Linked DNA regions of Mus musculus: region 2 is linked to region 1. A link is a loop called in an ENCODE intact Hi-C map of the cell type or tissue named here. Cell type or tissue: heart. All regions are shown on one strand. Each heading gives the region's core, and the rest is flanking DNA. Links, peaks and the distances in the headings are about the cores only.

Region 1 (4,388 bases), core at 253-4,252:
CTGGAACTCACTTTGTAGACCAGGCTGCCAGGCTGGCCTCGAACTCAGAAATTCGCCTGTCTCTGCCTTCCGAGTGCTGGGACAGCCAGGGCTACAGAGAAACCCTGTCTCGAAAAACCAAAAAAAAAAAAAAAAAAAAAAAAAAAAAAGAGTTGCCTTGGTCATGGTGTCTGTTCACCGCAGCAAAACCCTAACTAAGACATCTCCCCAGGAAAAGCTTTGTCATACAACAGTTGACAAAGAGGATTAACATGATCATCATAATAACCTGCCTAGTAGTATCTGTAAGGTGGATGGAACGGGTACCCATCCCGCCCAGGACGGCACTGGCGTCAGCAGCATAGGAACGCTGTTGCAGTAGCTGCACTTGCTCGGGAGAGCTCGGATAAGGAAGGAGGAAGCCGAGGCTTTGCCAAGTCACCTAAGTCCAGTCAAAGGCGCCCAATGCAAGCAGCGTTTCCTTTCCCATTTGCCAGGGTGTTTGTTTGTTTGTTTGTTTTGTTTTGTTTTGTTCTGTTTGTTTTGCTTTTTTTTTTTTCTTTTTCCTGAGCCCTGGCTGTCCTGTAACTCTCTTTGTAAACCAGGCTGTCCTGAAACTCACTGAGATCCTCCAGCCTCTGTCCTCCCTGAATGCTGGGATTAAAAGTGGTGACTCTTGTCAATTTGTTTTTTTTTTTTAAGATTTATTTATTATTATATGTAAGTATACTGTAGCTGTCTTCAGACACACCAGAAGAGGGAGTCAGATCTCGTTAGGGATGGTTGTGAGCCACCATGTGGTTGCTGGGATTTGAACTCAGGACCTTCGGAAGAGCAGTCGGGTGCTCTTACCCACTGAGCCATCTCACCAGCCCAGTCAATTTGTTTTTAAGATAGACTCTCTTATAGCCCAGGTTGCCCCTAAAGTCACAATGTAACCAAGAATAACCTGGAACTTCTATTTGAGTTAGTCCTACTATGTAGTCCCCCCTGGCCTCAAACCACAGAGATAGGCCTGACCCCGCCTCCCAAATGCCAGAAAGTGTGCACCCCCACACCTAGCTGACCTTGAACTTCGGAGTCTCTTCACTTTCCACCACCAAGCTTACAGGCTTGCACCTCCAGACCTAGTTTTTTTGTTTTGTTTTGTTTTTCCTTTCTTATTTATTTATTTATTTATTTATTTATTTATTTATTTATGATTCTTCAGCTGACAGCAAGAGTATCTATTGTACACGAGTTACACTTGGCCACAAGTGAGAACAGACCTAGTCCAGAATGCCAAAGGTCCAGGGCAGAGAGCCAGCCGGACTGTTTGGGTTATAAGAAAGGCAGTCATTTTCCCAGGTGATCTCGGCCAGATCACGTTCCAGGTCCACTGAGACTTACTACCGACAGCAGCATACAGATCAACAACTTGTTCCGGTGTCCTGGCCTTCGGCATCCCTTACCTCTCTGCTCCTGCAGGCTTCGTGGGTGCACAAGCTAATTTACTTGGACCTCTGCCTCTTCTTTCTTCTCTTCTCTTGCGCCTCAGCCTGCGCATTCATTCGCATTCTCTTCTTCCGCCACTTCCCTCTCGTGGCGCAGGAGTTTCAAAGAAGATGGCGCTAAGGCCGAGCCAAACCTAGTTTTTATAAGGGGCCTTGAAAGCGTACGAAGGAGCCACTACATTCTAGAGTCCTAAAAGGCACAACAAATGCCCTGAGCCCAGAAGCAAGCTACTCTCTTCTCAGACGTTGACAGCTCAGGGTTTGGGAGCCCGGGAGACGCCAGACAGAGAAGTGACGAGGGCCAGGAAGCCCAGGCTTGCAGTGAAGGAGTCCAGGGCTCCTTCCCTCCCTGAGAACTCCTCTATGTAATTCCCGTGCTTAGTCACATGGGGGTGACAGTGCATCAGGGAGGCCCTGCTCCTCTGAGTCAGCAAAAATAGAAAAACTAAGTGGGGCTGGAGACAGTGACTAAAAGCAATGAGTGCTCTTCCAGAGGACCTGGGTTCAATTCCCAGCACCCACATGGCAGCTCACAATTGTCTGTAACTCCAAGATTTGATACCCCCCCCCAAAAAAAAAAGAAAAGAAATTAAAAAAAAAAAGATTTGATACCCTTACCCGGACATACCAATGCACATAAAATAATAATAATAATTAATAAGCAGGAGCTAAAGGAGGGCTGGCTTATCAGGTAAAGATGCTCACCGCCAAATCTGATGATCTGAGTTGAGTCACTGGAACCCACACATTGGAGGGACAGATCAGACTCCTGAAAGCTGCCCTCTGACCTACACTGGTGCACACTCCCCTAAAAGAATTAAATAAATGGTTTGTTTTAGTGTCTTTTTTTTTTTTTTTTCGTTTTTCGAGACAGGGTTTCTCTGTGTAGCCCTGGCTGTCTCCTGGAACTCACTCTGTAGACCAGGCTGGCCTCGAACTCAGAAATCTGCCTGCCTCTGCCTCCCGAGTGCTGGGATTAAAGGCGTGCACTACCACGCCCGGCTCATAGTAGTATCTTTAGGTGACTCAGAGATCTACTGAGAATTCTTACCACATCCCAGTGACGGACAGTCCATTCAAATTCCCAACTGACAAGTCAGACAGCCTGCCCAAGATTACCCAGCCAGAATGTGAACCTGGTCAGGGTTGCTCCCAATCAGGCTGCAGCAGCTTCTGATCCTAGGCTCACAGTCCAGCTCCAGCCTCTGTCTGCCAGCATCTGGAGGCTAAGCTGCTTCAGCTGAGCTGGCAGAGCAGAGTTCTTCGTGGGGAGAGACATGCTTGCACAAGAGGTTGGGGGAGAGACTGTCTGTACCTCTGTTGTAGAAAGGCTGGTCTGAGGGGTGAAGCCTTTGCTTTCCCTCATATATACAGTTATGTGTGTGTTTATATATGTGTATACATACACATATATGTGTGTGTATACACATATGTATATGCATATGTGTGTATATATGTGTGTATACATATTTATATATTCTATGTATCTATGTATGATATATATATGTATATGTATATATACACACACACACACACACACACATATACATATATATTAGGCTTTAGAACAGAGGTTCTCAACCTTCCAAATGCTGCATGCAACCCTTTAATACAGTTCATTTATGGTATGGTGACCCCAACCATAAAATTATTTCCATTGCTACTTCATAACTGTAATTTTGCTACTGTTATGAATCATAATGTAAATATCTGATATGTGACCCCCGTGAAGGGGTCCTTTGATCCCCTTGCTCTACAGTCTGAATTCTGGGGCTCTTCTAACTTCAAAAAACAGATATTCAGAGAGCACTCACTAAACACTTTCAGCTAAACATTATGCCACTTTTATTTACTTATTTACATATTACATTTGGCTGCTGGGACCAACCCAGAACCTTGTGCATGTTAAGCGAGGATTGTGCAACAGGGTGCAAATTCAGCCCAAGCATGCAGTCCTTATGAGACAGGACTGTCTCACTATAATCACTATACAGCCCTGTAGTTGTCTTCAGGTGAAGAATAGAAAATTACTGGCCTCTTGTGAAAACATGAACTTTTTACCTCGGAGCCCACCCCCTCCCATCTGAAAAACATTTTTGAGATAAAGGCCTCCTGGAACAACCTCAAAATGAACCGGGTACATTGCCAAATGATAGGACATGACTCCTTAGTTACGTAGATTCCTTGATAGGACATGACTCCTTAGTTACGTAGATTCCTCTGACAGAACCCCTTGTCCTTTGGCAGAACTCCCTAGTGATGTAAACTTGTACTTTCCCTGCCCAGTTCTCCCCCTTTGAGTTTTACTATATAAGCCTGTGAAAAATTCTGGCTGACCGTCGAGACTCCTCTACCCTGTGCTAAGGTGTATGAGTTTCGACCCCAGAGCTCTGTGTGCTTCCATGTTGCTGCTTTATTTCGACCCCAGAGCGCTGGTCTGTGTGCTTTCATGTTGCTGCCTTATTAAATCTTGCCTTCTACATTTTATGTATGGTCTCAGTGTCTTCTTGGGTACGCGGCTGTCCCGGGACTTGAGTGTCTGAGTGAGGGTCTTCCCTCGAGGGTCTTTCATTTGGTGCGTTGGCCGGGAAACAGCGCGACCACCCAGAGGTCCTAGACCCACTTAGAGGTAAGATTCTTTGTTCTGCTTTGGTCTGATGTCTGTGTTCTGATGTCTGTGTTCTGTTTCTAAGTTTGGTGCGATCGCAGTTTCAGTTTTGCGGACGCTCAGTGAGACCGCGCTCCGAGAGGGAGTGCGGGGTGGATAAGGATAGACGTGTCCAGGTGTCCACCGTCCGTTCGCCCTGGGAGACGTCCCAGGAGGAACAGGGGAGGATCAGGGACGCCTGGTGGACCCCTTTGAAGGCCAAGAGACCATTTGGGGTTGCGAGATCGTGGGTTAGAGTCCCACCTCGT
Region 2 (4,388 bases), core at 89-4,088, 140 kb after region 1:
TACACACCTGTCATCACCTGGAAAGCAGCCACACTGACGTAATCCTCAGCCACTTTCTGGAAGAGTTCATCTGGCAAGCAAAGAATCAGTGAGGGCCTGAGACCAGCAGCCCTGGGTATCCCAGTGGCCCAGCCCTCTGAACCTTTCTGCTCTACTGTCCTGCCTGTTCCTGCTGACAGGACCCAAGACAACACTCACCCACACTTTGGCCTGTCTTGCTGGATGTTTCAAAGAGTTGGGCTTTGATATCTGCAAAGAGAAGTGACTGTCTTCACACTTGGGGAGCACACCTAAATGTAGCTAACAGTTCAGTCTCCTGAACCACACAGGTTCAAGAAGGCCAGAAAGCAACCAAGACTGTCATTCCCATCTTTGAAATACACTCAGGCAGATAGTACCCGCCCCCAAGCCCCCATCCTCAGAGACTTAAAAACAGCTACTATCGGCATAGTCCTGAACATCATGGAAGTCTACACGACGGCGCCGCCTGTCTTCCTCCAGCAGGTCACTCTTAGTGCCACACAGGTAGATTTGACAGCCCTGTAGCAGAAGACAAGGCTGAGATTATCTCCACAGACCAATACAGTCTCTGTCCCTACTCTTGTGATATCTGGCCACCTACCTCTTCTAAACTGCGCAGCTCCTTAACCCAGAACTTGGCTCTCTCAAAGCTGCTGCTGTCAGTGAGGTCTTGGTAAGGGTAAGGCAAGAGACACATAAAGATCAGCGGCTTCCCTCTGATGCTGGCCTGTAACCTAACCCTTACTACTTGAACACGCCAGAATTCAACCCCTTACCATAACAGACAATTGCAGCTTTAGCACCCCGGTAATAGATTCTGCTCATGGCTTCGTAGCGCTCGGAACCTGCTGTGTCCTGAGGGGTGAAAGGAGTTAATAAGCTCCTTCACAAGACTACAAAATAGGCCCCATCTTCCAGACAACCCCCCCTCCTTTTTTTAGACGAGTAAATGGGTGTGAGGAAGGAAAAACGACCTCTATGAGGCTCCAGTTGGCTGGTTTAAGAGGCAAGACATTAAATTCGGGAGACAGGTTTGCACAAGACTCTGTTCTCAAGGGACTTACCCAAATGCCCAGAGTCACCGTCCGGTCTCCAACGCACATCACCTTGGCCACGAAAGCAGCCCCGATGGTCTACAACCAGGGAAGAGATAAGTGTGGAATACTGGCCGGACCCCTTCCTCCCATGCCTGCTCCGCAGGGGTGCACTCACGTTCTGATAGGGCCCCACCAAGAAGCGGTCGTGCACGTATCGTTCCACCAGGCTCGTCTTGCCCACGTATTCCTTGCCCAGCATAACCACCTTAACGTCCACGCGCTGCCCGCTCATGCTCCCTGGGCCGCCTCACCCACTTCAGGGTCCGCGCGGCCCAGGCAGAGCCCAAGCCTCAGACCCCAACCCCAAGGGCCTCGCACCTCGCAGGCCCCTGGCGCCTCGGCCCGGGGCGCTCCGTCCTTTGCAGAGCCGCGGCGCGGGGACGCGGACAGCGCCCTCCACCGCGCCGCAGAGCCCTGCGGTGCTCACCCGCGCGACCGCCGCTGCGCCCGAAGCTCCGCTGCGCCGGGGTTACCGACTGAATCTGGGGTCCTCGTAGCTAACTCCAAACAGCACCTCTGGGACTGGAAGCCAAGAGGCGGGACGCCCGGTCACGTGACGCGGGCGCCGGAAGTGGCCGATCCTATGCATCCGGCGCCGGAAGCGTCGTGCAGTCCTATAACCCCTGATGGCGGCGGTAGGGACCTGGGCGCGGTCCTGCGGAGATTGAGCTGCGAGCCTGGCGGGCGTGCGCCTAGCCACGTCCCCCCCACCCCCGGGCTCTTCACCCTGATGCTGCACGGGTGCTGAGCCCGTCCGGGTCGGGACGATGGTGAAGTATTTCCTGGGCCAGAGCGTGCTCCGAAGTTCCTGGGACCAAGTGTTCGCCGCCTTCTGGCAACGGTACCCGAATCCCTATAGGTACGTGGCGTTGGGTAGAGCGAGTCGCCTTCCTCTCTTCTTCTGGAGATCGCACCGTAGGCTGTCCTTCAATAGTGGAGTTTGAAAGACTGGACAGAGTCCGATGTGGGCTATCTGCGGAACTGTGGCCACAGTTATAGCACAAAATCCTTATAGGATTAGAATCAGTCCAAGCCTCCAAAGTCCTCGAAGAAGATTGTCTAGTTTGTGATTTATATTGGGCTCTAGATTTCTATTTTGCAGTCCAAAGGTGGTTGGACAGGAAGAGGCGGCAGCACGGGAGTTGAGCGGTATTTCGGGGCCAGAAATCCTGAGGATGGTTTGCTTACCTGCTGCTGGCGCTCTCTAGTGGTATAATTCTTGAGATTTTGCTCGCTTTGGAGAGCCACAGAATCCATGTCGGGTGGAGGAGGGAGTTGGAATTTGCCCGGGGATAGGTTCAGTGTACTCTAATTCTGAACCCGGGCACAGATCACAGATTGCAGGCAGCCATGACCTGGAGGCGCTAAATAGGAACCAGTAGACATGCTGTCAAGAGCAGGCTCCTGAGAATCATCTTTAACTCTTGCAGCAAACATGTCTTAACCGAAGACATAGTGCACCGGGAGGTGACCCCCGACCAGAAGCTACTGTCCCGGAGACTCCTGACCAAGACCAACAGGATGCCACGTTGGGCAGAGCGACTGTTTCCTGCCAACGTTGCTCACTCCGTGTACATCCTGGAGGACTCTATTGTGGACCCCCAGAATCAGACCATGACCACCTTCACCTGGAACATCAACCATGCCCGGCTGATGGTGAGACTTCCTTTGCTCCCTCAAAATAGTTGCCCTTCAGATTTCAGGCAAGAGAGTTGTGGGAACTTCTGTGGCCAGAGGCAGGCCTAAAATACCAATGAGCTGCATCTCTAGAGTTCTGCCCTTAGATTGGTCTACCCTTTCGATTGGTCAGATTCTCTGGGACTGTCCCTTGGCTCTCAGATGGTGGGGAAAGACACCCCTGTTCTTTTTTTCTTTTTTTTTTTCCCCGAGACAGGGTTTCTCTGTGAAACTCTGGCTCTCCTGGAACTCATTTTGTAGACCAGGCTGTCCTCGAGCTTAGAAATCTACCTGCCTCTGCCTCCCAAGTGCTAGGATTAAAGGCGTGCACCACCAACCACTGCCCGGCTGACACCCCTTTTCAAAGCTTGTTACAAGTACTGTGCGCAGAGCAGTCAGTTGGTGACATGCATGCATGCATACATATGGGGGGGGGGGTGGCTTTCAGGAATGATGCTGATCGAGAAAGGGAGGCTGTGGCTTCCCTGTTGGAGTCACATCAAGTGGAGATAACTGGGGTGTGCCTCGGTTTGTGCATGAGATTTGAGGAAGTGCATTATATGGATCTTGTATGCTTTGGAAGGCTTGAAAACCCATGTTTGGGAATGTTCACACAGTGTGAATAACCTTCGAGCTTCTAGATGATTCTTTCTCGGCTTCTGTAAGCCTGAGAGGTGGAAATTGTGCGTTTCAAAAAAGAAAAACTTTATATAAAGATGTGCCACTCACAATCCGTGAGTAAGGCACCTTTTCCTGCCCAGCACTGTCTGAAGTCACCTCAGCTGAGAGCTCTGCTTGGTAGATATCACATTGACAAGTTTGTGACTACTTCACATTCTTCAGGAGGCTGCCGCTCCCTTTGTTAATGAAAGCTGTCATTTTTGGAGTGTGTGCGCGTGCTTGCGCACACACACAATACCAGGAAGTTCAAAGAGGAGAGGGTAGAAGGCAGACGAGAAACACTGCTCACATCTAGATCCAGAGGCCCCAAGATCGGGTTGGAATAGCAACTGATCCCAAGAAACTGTTCTACTTGGAAGGGTCAACAGAGAGGTAATGGAGGCAGAGCAGCCTCCCTCTGGGCCCAGGATACATAACGGGAAGAACTTTGTCATTGCTTCCCCTTGTGAAGGAGACAGGGACAGTAGCATGGTAGAGACAGGGTGTGAGCGTGCAAGTGAGCAGAGCATAGGGTGCTTCTTTGAGGTGCTCAGCCCAACTTCCCTTGAAGGTGGTGGAGGAACGATGTGTTTACTGTGTGAACTCTGACAATAGCGGCTGGACCGAAATCCGTCGGGAAGCCTGGGTCTCCTCTAGCTTATTTGGCGTCTCCAGAGCTGTCCAGGTAAGAGGCTGCAGGGCGGGCAGGGCGGGGCTCGGCTCTGGGTCATTGAGTAACTCTCCCATCCTTCTCCCTCTCCTGCCAGGAATTTGGTCTTGCCCGGTTCAAAAGCAATGTGACCAAGACAATGAAGGGCTTTGAATACATCCTGGCCAAGCTACAAGGTGAGGGCCCTGGACACTGTGTCAGGAGTTGGAGAAACCCTCACTCCCAGTAGCCTTGACCAATGAGACTCCTAAGTGTGCCTATGA

What was found. A loop is a pair of places that touch in the nucleus more often than their neighbours do. Peaks named below come from ENCODE experiments on the same cell type or tissue, not always from the same donor. Only the 100,000 strongest peaks of a DNase experiment are listed, where the experiment ranks them.
Region 2: it touches region 1 in a loop (3-fold over the local background); 1 of 42 quality-filtered maps calls a loop at or near these places.

The regions. Positions count from the first base shown.
Region 1 is chr13:55,180,962-55,185,349 of GRCm38, forward strand. No RefSeq gene overlaps it. Among named protein-coding and RNA genes, the nearest start is that of Nsd1, 27 kb to the right of the region's middle. In heart, for the core only: a CTCF peak has its summit at 1,840; a DNase peak (open chromatin) is centred at 1,810; H3K4me3 peaks cover 749 bases; H3K27ac peaks cover 745 bases.
Region 2 is chr13:55,320,305-55,324,692 of GRCm38, forward strand. It overlaps Rab24 (RAB24, member RAS oncogene family), which reads right to left and starts at 1,676. Exons shown (of 8, transcript NM_009000.3): 1 at 1,234-1,676; 2 at 1,086-1,154; 3 at 798-876; 4 at 623-690; 5 at 441-540; 6 at 199-249; 7 at 8-70. The coding sequence starts at 1,350. Prelid1 (PRELI domain containing 1) reads left to right here and starts at 1,751. Exons shown (of 5, transcript NM_025596.5): 1 at 1,751-1,977; 2 at 2,549-2,774; 3 at 4,027-4,140; 4 at 4,223-4,301. The coding sequence starts at 1,886. In heart, for the core only: a CTCF peak has its summit at 2,334 (motif pointing left); DNase peaks (open chromatin) are centred at 1,687 and 2,497; H3K4me3 peaks cover 3,713 bases; H3K27ac peaks cover 1,971 bases.